Linked DNA regions of Homo sapiens: region 1 is linked to region 2. A link is a contact called in ENCODE Hi-C or POLR2A ChIA-PET data. All regions are on one chromosome and are shown on one strand. The core of a region is the stretch at or near the end of the contact, and the rest is flanking DNA. Distances in the headings are between cores, read along the strand shown.

Region 1 (4,285 bases), core at 777-3,276, 60 kb before region 2:
AAAATATTCAAAAAAATTCTGCTCAGAAAAACTAAGTTGTATGACTTTACGTGGAAATCACATACTGATTTTTTTTTAAAGAATTGAAAGATACAGTATTAACAACCTACAATTCATTCATTCTCCCATTCATTCAACAAATGGTGCTAACCACCTACCATGCACTATTTGTAATTAAGGGTTTTTTGTAGTTGAAGGTTTTTAATTAAATACATTCTATAGAATGCAAAAAAACAAAAAAACTAACCTGGATTCTGGCTATAAAAAGGTCCTCCATTCATCTGATTCTGAAGGCTTGTTTGTGAAGTAATGGAAGGAGGGCGTCTATAGGGCAACGAGCCCCCTATTGTTGGGGGAGTATGGCGAGAGGCAGGCCTATTCATGCTGTAGAACTGTACAGGATGACCTGAAAAAGAGATAGAACATACATATGTCATTAAAAGAAAATTATCTCAGATCATTAAATACTTTATGTACAATGCCTAAATCTTAAGAATTAAAAATAACAGCTAGTTTAACTGGTATCTGAAATATACAATGCAAGGTGAGTTATTGTTCGCTGATATTATATCAGAGTACAAAAGCAGAAAAGCAAACAAAAATATGATTAAGTTTGGAAAGTTATGTCTAAATAGTTTACTAATTAGGGCCGGGTGCAGTGACTCATGCCTGTAATCCCAGCACTTTGGGAGGCCAAGGCAGGCAGATCACTTGAGGTCAGGAGTTTCAGACCAGCCTGGCCAACGTGGTGAAACCCCGTTTCAACTAAAAACACAAAAATTAGCCAGGTATGGTGGCGTGCGCCTGTAATTCCAGCTACTCGGGAGGCTGAGGCGTAAGAATCACTTGAACTCAGGAGGCAGAGGTTGTAGTGAGCCAAGATTGCACCACTGCACTCCAGCCTGGGTGACAGAGTGAGACTCTGTCTCAAAATAAATAAATAGTTTGCTACTTAACACTATTATTTCACTAAATTAAAAATCTGATGGGGTTTCAAAATCATCACAATTAATTAAAATTTATCTACTCCACCCCCAAAATACAGCCACTGAACACTGAAAACTAAAATCGACAAGAATGATGTTTGGGAAAGCAAGAGAAAAAATGTTTGACACACAGTCTTATTCCAAAATAATAAATAATAATAAACGTAAGGTAGCAAAAAAGTATGGTTAAAGGAAAATGAAGTATTTCAACAAAAGGTTAAATGACGTAATTCCAAATCAAACATTTCTTTCTTTTAATCAAAAAAATCTACCACGAAAGCTACATTACTTTGTCTTAAAATTAAAATCTAAAAAATTTACAATCATGAAAAAAATTAAGATATAAAAAGAGGGTCAAAATATATCTTATTTTTAATATCATCCCTAAGTCCATATATAGTTATCATCAATTTCACTGTATTTTGCTCTCTTGAGAGTTCTTCCACAGCTAATGTCAACTGGAGACATGATTCCATAATCCATCAGTTTCCTAATAATATAATCCACTCCCTAAACTTTACCTTGACTGCACTCCCACCTACATTAAGCTGAGAACTTTTTCTTACAGACAGAGCACCACAGCACCCATGAGAGAGCACAATAGCAGACAAGGGAGAAGGGGAGGGCAAGAGAGAAGAGGAGGCGGAGAAATAAGCAGGTGGAGAAGAAAGCGGAAAGGGGACAGGAAGGTAGAGGAGGAGGAGATGAAGGTGGAGGAGGGCAAGAGGATAGCAGAGGGGAAAGGAAAGGAGAAAGAGAAAGGGAGAAAAGGAGGAGATAAGTGAAAAGGAAAAAAAAAACACTTTTGCTAAACCCAACAGGAAGCCAGAGGGCAAAAGAATCCACTGAAACATTTCATGGAGGTCAGCCTACTGGAGAAGAGGGGAGAGTAGAGGAGGGGGGACTGGAGGAACAGATGATACCTGGCACACTCATCTATCCATTTGTGCCTAAGGTTATCCTGAAATTTTTTAAATTCTAAAATAAACTACTTGAAACACAGTGAGATAAGACTTATGTAATATGGAATTTGATGAATGCTTGATTTGTTGAAATCTTCATGATCAAACACTGCAGTCATATCCTCTTCCAGGCTTCATATTTCTCAGCTGAGTCTTACCATCTTTATTCTACCTTAATATGAGACTATCTTCTTGGTAATTTTAATTAAAAGTATTAGAGGAAAACAACACTTTGACAATTTTTCATCTTGTCTATGATTATAAAATGGTTTTATATGACTAAAATTGTTCTACAGGAGCTGAAAGTTTACCAAGCTTAGATTCATATGGAGTCATATAAGGATTATAAGAGCACTCAAGGCTTGTTATAACATTTAAACATCTTACATGTGTATCAAAAACTTAAGCACTCAAGCTTAAACATAATCCACTATCAACTGAGAAGCCTCTGTAACCATGATAAAAATGAAAACATATAAACTATGATTTAAAAGGCATATTTAGTTATTTGAACCACTGAATACAATTAGCATTTCAGTAATTAATCTATAGCAAACTAATACAAACCTACGATCAAGTTAAAAACATCTGGATTAACATCATTATGAATTTTATATAGTTAGATCTAGTCTAAAACCTCACATGGGCTGGGCATGGTGGCTCAGGCCTTTAATCACAGTACTATGGGAGGTGGAGGCGGGTGGATCATTTCAGATCAGGAGTTCAAGACCAGCCTGACCAACACGGTGAAACTTTGTCTCCATTAAAAATACAAAAAATTAGCTGGGTGTGGTGGCTCACACTTGTAATCCCAGCTCCTCAGGAGGCTACGGCAGGAGAATCACTTGAATCCAGGCAGCGGAGATTGCAGTGGGCCGAGATTGCCACTGTATTCCAGCCTGGGTGACAGAGTGAGACTCTGTCTCAAAAAAAAAAAAAAAAAAAAAAAAAAAAGACACTATTCACACTATTAATGAGTCGATTTACCATTTGGGGTTTTAAAAATATATATACCTAATTATCATAAACCTAGCGATAAAACCTGAAACTAAAAACTTCTAGAAGAAAACACAGAACAAAATCTTTATGACTTCAGGTAAAGAGTTCTTAGATATGCCATCAAAGCACGATTCATTTAAAAAAATTTTGAAAAATAACACTTAATAAAAATGAAGAATTTCTGCTATTTGAAATACAACATCAAAAAAATAAATGAACAGGCTGGACCCAGTGGCTCACGCCTGTAATCCCAGCACTTTGGGAGGCTGAGGCGGGCGGATCACCTGAGGTCAGGAGTTCAAGACCAACCTGGCCAACGTGGTGAAACCCCGTCTCTACTAAAAATACAAAAATTAGCTGGGCATGGTGGTGGGTGCCTGTAATCCCAGCTATTTGGGAGGCTGGGCAGGAGAATCGCTTGAACCCGCGAGGCGGAGATTGCAGTGAGCTGAGATCCTGCCATTGCACTCCAGCCTGGACACCAAGAGTGAAACTCTGTCCGCCCGCCCCTCCTCCCCCCGCCAAAAAAATAGAAAATAAGCAAACGAATCACAAAATGGAAGAAAATATTTGTAACTCATAATCTATAAAGGACATATATTTAGAATATAAAAGAACTCAATGATAAGGAAAAAAACCCTATTAAAAAGGTGAGAAGGAACAAAACATTTGAACAGATACTTCACCAAAGAGGATATACACATGGCAAATAAGCACATGAAAAAAATGTTCAATATCATTAGTCATTAAGAAAATGCAAATCCAAACCACACATGTAATGAGAAACCATTACACATGTATTGGAATGGCTAAAGCTAAAAAAGGCAACACCAAGGGCTGACAAGGATGCAACTGGAAACTCACACATTGCTGCTGGGAGTGTAAAATTATACAGCCATTTTGGAAAACAACTTGGCAGTTTCTTATGACGTTAAAAATTTACTTACAATATAACCCAGCAATTCTATTCCCTAGGTATTTACCTGATATAAAAACCCATGTGCACAAAAAAAACCCTGTATGTACATGTTTATAGCAACTTTATTCATAAGCACTCAAAACTAGAAAAATCTAAATGTCCTCTGAGAAAGGGATAAACAAATTGTGGTACATCCCCATACAATACAACACTACTAAGCAATAAAATGTAATGAAATACTTAAACATGCAACAACATGGGTAATTCTCAAATGCATCTGGCCAAAAAAAACAGATCAAAAAAGCTACATACTATATGCTTTCATTTATGTTATACTTAAAAAGGCACAACTTTAGAGAAAAAAAACACATCAAGGGCTTACCAGGAGCTGGGAGTGGAAGGGAAGGACTGACTATAAA
Region 2 (4,564 bases), core at 285-2,784:
CTGGCAGAAAACTTGTGGTACTACATATTGAAAGATGCTGGCATCCCTTGTTGGCTTCCCCTATTCAACTTTGTTTCGTAGGTTCCTAACAACCTATCTCCTTGCCTTTATGAAAAGCCTTCAACACATAAGTGGGTAAGGCCACATAACATCAAGAAAAACAAAAAAACAGTCCCATATTATATGCAGTTCAACTCCATTAATTCAAAATTTACAACGAAGATTCTTCATAGAAATCAAAATGGTAACAGAACTGGACTTGGTCCATGAGTTACTTACCACTGACCTCACAGAATGGAAAGATGCTCAATAACTATTTTTGAACGACCAGGAAGGAAAAAAACATATAATAAAATAAATGGTGTGAGTCATAAGTTCATTTTACTCAACAAAAATTTACTGAACACTAAGAAATGAGGACATAACAGGCAAAAAAAAAATGAACATAATTCCTCTCTTCACAGAATTTTAGTTTAGCAGAGTCAGAGGTAAACTTGAGTTGTCTCATCTAATATGTTATAATAGGAATATCTCCCTTGCTTATACCTCCCAGGAAGCTGTAGATCAGTTCAGACATTTGATGAGCTTCCACTATTGAGTAAGTCCTGCACTAAGTAACTGTAAATAAACTGCTTAACCCTAAAGCACCAACCACATGTGGAATATTAGTGTCAATTCTGTTGGCCATATCTACATTAAATATTCTGGACAAATAAAAAGTATTTGCCAACTTTCATTTTCCAGAGCATAAATCTATCAACTCTTCAAATTTGCAAAACTAATTTCTTTTGTTTTTTTTTGAGATGGAGTCTCGCTCTGTTGCCCAGGCTGGAGTGCAGTGGTGCAATCTAGGCTCACTGTAACCTCTGCCACCCGGGTTCAAGCAACTCTCGTGCCTCAGCCTCCCGAGGCACTACTGGTGCACACCAACAAGCCCGGAGAAATTTTTTTGTTTTTAGTAGAGATGGGGTTTCGCCATCTTGGCCAAGGTGGTCTCAAACTCCTGAGCTCAGGAAGTCTGCCTGCCTCAGCCTCCCAAAGTGCTAGGATTATAGGAGTGAGCCACTGAGCCTGGCCCAAAACTAATTTATTTCACTGCCCTCCGACATTTTCTAATGCTTACTAGAAAAGATCTAATTCGCTCATTTAGCGAATATTTACGGAGTGCCTATTTTGTGCCAGGCACTGTTCCAGGTACTGGAAATGAGTAAGAGACAAAAATCTCTGCCCTCACATACCAGGGAGGGAAAACACACAAATAAATAAGAAACACTGTATGTTAAGAGAAAATATGTAGGCGTAAAAAAAGCATGGAAGGATAAGTATAAGCAAAGGGAGAGTGAGCAAGGGGCAGGAGTATGTTATAATTTTACACAGAGTAGCCAGGAAGGGGTCATCAAGAACGTGATGTATCAGCAAAAGCTTGAAGGAAGTAAAAGAACCAATCATGCAACTATCTTGGAGTAGAGTACTCCTGGCAGAGGGCATAACAAATACAAAGCAAAAAGGCCCTGAGGCAGAAGTATGCCTGGTATGTTCAAGAAAAGGATGCCAAAGTGGCTGAAGTTGAGTGAACAAAGAAGGGTAAAGGAGTGTAACAGGAGATGATGTCAAGGCTAGATGCTGATTGTTTGTGGCTTGCAGGCAATATTGTTTTGGTTCAGTTTGCTTTGGGTTTTTTTTTTCAGCTTTGCTGAGGTATAACTGACAAAAACTGTATATATTTAAAGTGTACAACATGATGACATGATACACACATAAACTGTAAAATGGTTATCACAATCAAGATAATCATTTCTTGATTATCTTTGGTGGGAGCGGGGAGTGGGCAACACTTAAAATCTACTCTCAGCCAGGCAAATGGTAGCTCACACCTGTAATCCCAGCACTTTGGGAGGCCAAGGTGGGTGGATGGGTAGAGCCCAGGAGTTCGAGACCAGCCTGGGCAACAGGGCGAAACCCCGTCACTACAAAAATTAGCCATGTGTGGTGGTACACACATGTAGTCCCAGCTATTCGGAAGGCTAAGGTGGGAGCATCACTTGAGCCTGGGGAGGTGAGGCTGCAGTGAGCCGTGATCATGCCACTGTACTCCAGCCTGGGTAACAGAACAAGACGCTGTCTCAAAAAAAAAAAAATCTACTGACTTAGTAAATTTCAAGTATACAATATTATTAACTATAGTTACTACACAGTACATTAGACCCCCAAAACACATTCATCCTATAACTACAAGTTTGTGCCCTGTGACTAACATCTCCCCATTTCTCCCCACCTCCCAACGGCCCTTGGCCGATAATAGAAGCAGATTCTATTATCTGCTTCATTCTATGGGTTCATCTTTTTAGATTCCTCATATAAGTGAAATCATACGGTATTTGTCTTTCTGTGCCTGGCTTATTTCACTTACCTAATGTTCTCCAGGTTCATCCATGTTGTCACAAATAGCAGGGTTTCCTTCTTTTTATGGCTGAATAATATTCTATTACATATGCAGTTGACCCTTTAACTGTGTGGGTCCAATATACAGATTATTTTCAAACAAATACAGTATTCATCCACATATACAGATGGGACAGATGACTTTTCATATACACGCGTTCCACAAGGGTGACTGCAGGATTTGAGTATATGCAGATTTGGGTATACTTGGGGGTCCTAGAACCAATGCCCCATGTAGACTGAAGGAGAACTGTGCATGCAGTACACATTTTCTTCATCCATTCATCCACTGACACTTAGGTTGTTTCCATATCTTAGTTACCATGAATAATGCTGAAATGAACATGGGTGTGCAGATGTCTCTTTGAGATAATGATTTCATTCCCTAGGGATATATACCCAGAAGTGGGATTGTATGTTTGTCCTATTTTTAATTTTAGGGAGAACTGGGTTTTCTTTTTTTCTTTTTCTTTTTTTTTTTTTTTTTGAGACGGAGTCTTGCTCTGTTGCCCAGGCTGGAGTGCAGTGGCGCAATCTCGGCTCACTGCAACCTCTGCCTCCCGGGTTCAAGCAATTCTCCTGCTTCAGCCTCTGGAGTAGCTAGGACTGCAGACACCCGCCAACCACACCCAGCTAATTTTTTTATTTTTAGGAGAAACAGGGTTTCACCATATTGGCCAGGCTGGTCTTCAACTCCTGACCTCAGGTAATCTGCCTGCCTCGGCCTCCCAAAGTGCTGGGATTACAGGCATGAGCCACCACACCCGGCCGGAACCAGTTTTTCATAATGGCTGTTCCAATTTACATTCTCACTGCACACAAGGATTCTCTTTTCTCCACCTGCTTGCCAACACTTATCTCTCTTTTGATAGCCACCCTAACAAGTGTGAGGTGACAGCTCCTTTTTGTTTTGACTTGCATTTCCCTAATGATTAGTGATGTTGAGCACATTTTCACATACCTGTTGGACGCCTGTGTGTCTTCTTTGAAAAAATGTCTACTTAGGTCTTTTTAAAATCTGGTTATTTGGTTTTTTGCTATTAAGTTGTATGAATCCTTTATATATATATATATATATATATATTTATATATATATATATATATTTATATATATATATATATATATATATATACATATACACACACACACACACACACAGATATAAACCCCTTATCAGATAGATGTATGGTTTGCACATTTTCTCCCATTCCATAAATTGCCTTTTCATTTTGTGTCCTTTGCTGTGCAGAAGCCTTTTAGTTTGATGTAGTCACTCTCATCTTTTCTTGCTTTTGTTGCCTGTGCTTTTGGTGTCATATTTATAAAAACCATTGTCAAGACCAGAATCAAGGAGCTTTTTCCCCTATGTTTTCTTCTAGGAGTGTATCAGTCCATTCTTATGATCGTATGAAGGAATACCTGAGGCTGGGTAATTTATAAAGAAAAGAGGTTTAATCGGCTCTTGGTTCTGCAGGCTTTACACAAAGCACAGTGCTGGCACGTACTTCTGGTGAGGTGTAATCATGGCAGAAGTGGAGCCAGCATGTCACATGGTGGGGGGGCTCCCAGACTAATTTTAAACAACCAGTTCTCACGTGAACCAAGCAAGAACTCACTTATCACTAAAGGGATGGTGCTACATCATTCATGAGGGATCTGCCCCCATAATCCAATTATCTCCCACCAAGACCCACCTCCAACACTGGGAATCACATTTCAACAAGAGATTTGAAGGGAACAAACATCTGACCCATACCAAAGAGTTTTATAATTTCAGATCTTACATTTAAGTCTTTAATCCATTTCTAGCTAATTTGTATGTGTGATATAACAATCAAATTTCATTCTTTTGCATGTGGATATAGTTTTCCCAATACCATTTACTGAATTATCCTTTCCCCATTGTGTACCTGGTGCCTTTATCAAAGCTTAGTTGACTGCACAGATGTGGCTACATTTCCGGGCTCCATTCTGTTCCATTAGTCTACATGTCTTTTATGCCAGTAACACACTGTTTTGATTACTATAGCTTTTTTTGAGACAGAGTCTCGCTCTGTTGCCCAGGATGGAGTGCAGTGGCATGATCTCAGCTCACTGCAACCTCCACTTCCTGGGTTCAAG

What was found. Hi-C counts contacts between places; a loop is a spot of excess contacts on that map. ChIA-PET counts read pairs that join two places held with the same protein, here RNA polymerase II (POLR2A). Pooled maps may share reads with other maps.
Region 1: a map of left cardiac atrium shows a loop between it and region 2 (2.1-fold over the local background). The contact joins two enhancer-like sites. A Hi-C loop is called at or near these places in 7 of 168 maps with a recorded cell type or tissue (CD8-positive, alpha-beta T cell, Calu3, IMR-90 and 4 more) and 1 of 50 pooled maps. POLR2A ChIA-PET finds 5 or more read pairs at or near these places in 5 of 52 experiments (AG04450, T-cell, WTC11 and 2 more).

Annotation. Positions count from the first base shown.
Region 1 is chr2:203,398,697-203,402,981 of GRCh38, reverse strand. It overlaps ABI2 (abl interactor 2), which reads right to left. Exons shown (of 12, transcript NM_001375670.1): 9 at 248-406. Among named protein-coding and RNA genes, the nearest start is that of ABI2, 72 kb to the right of the region's middle. Within about 2 kb of position 2,026, at least 2 of the 41 ENCODE cell types and tissues checked have a DNase peak (open chromatin) inside an H3K27ac peak, as active enhancers do; they include PC-3, where a contact is called at or near this core.
Region 2 is chr2:203,337,946-203,342,509 of GRCh38, reverse strand. All of the region lies in intron 1 of ABI2 (abl interactor 2), which reads right to left. Among named protein-coding and RNA genes, the nearest start is that of ABI2, 12 kb to the right of the region's middle. Within about 2 kb of position 1,534, at least 5 of the 41 ENCODE cell types and tissues checked have a DNase peak (open chromatin) inside an H3K27ac peak, as active enhancers do; they include PC-3, where a contact is called at or near this core.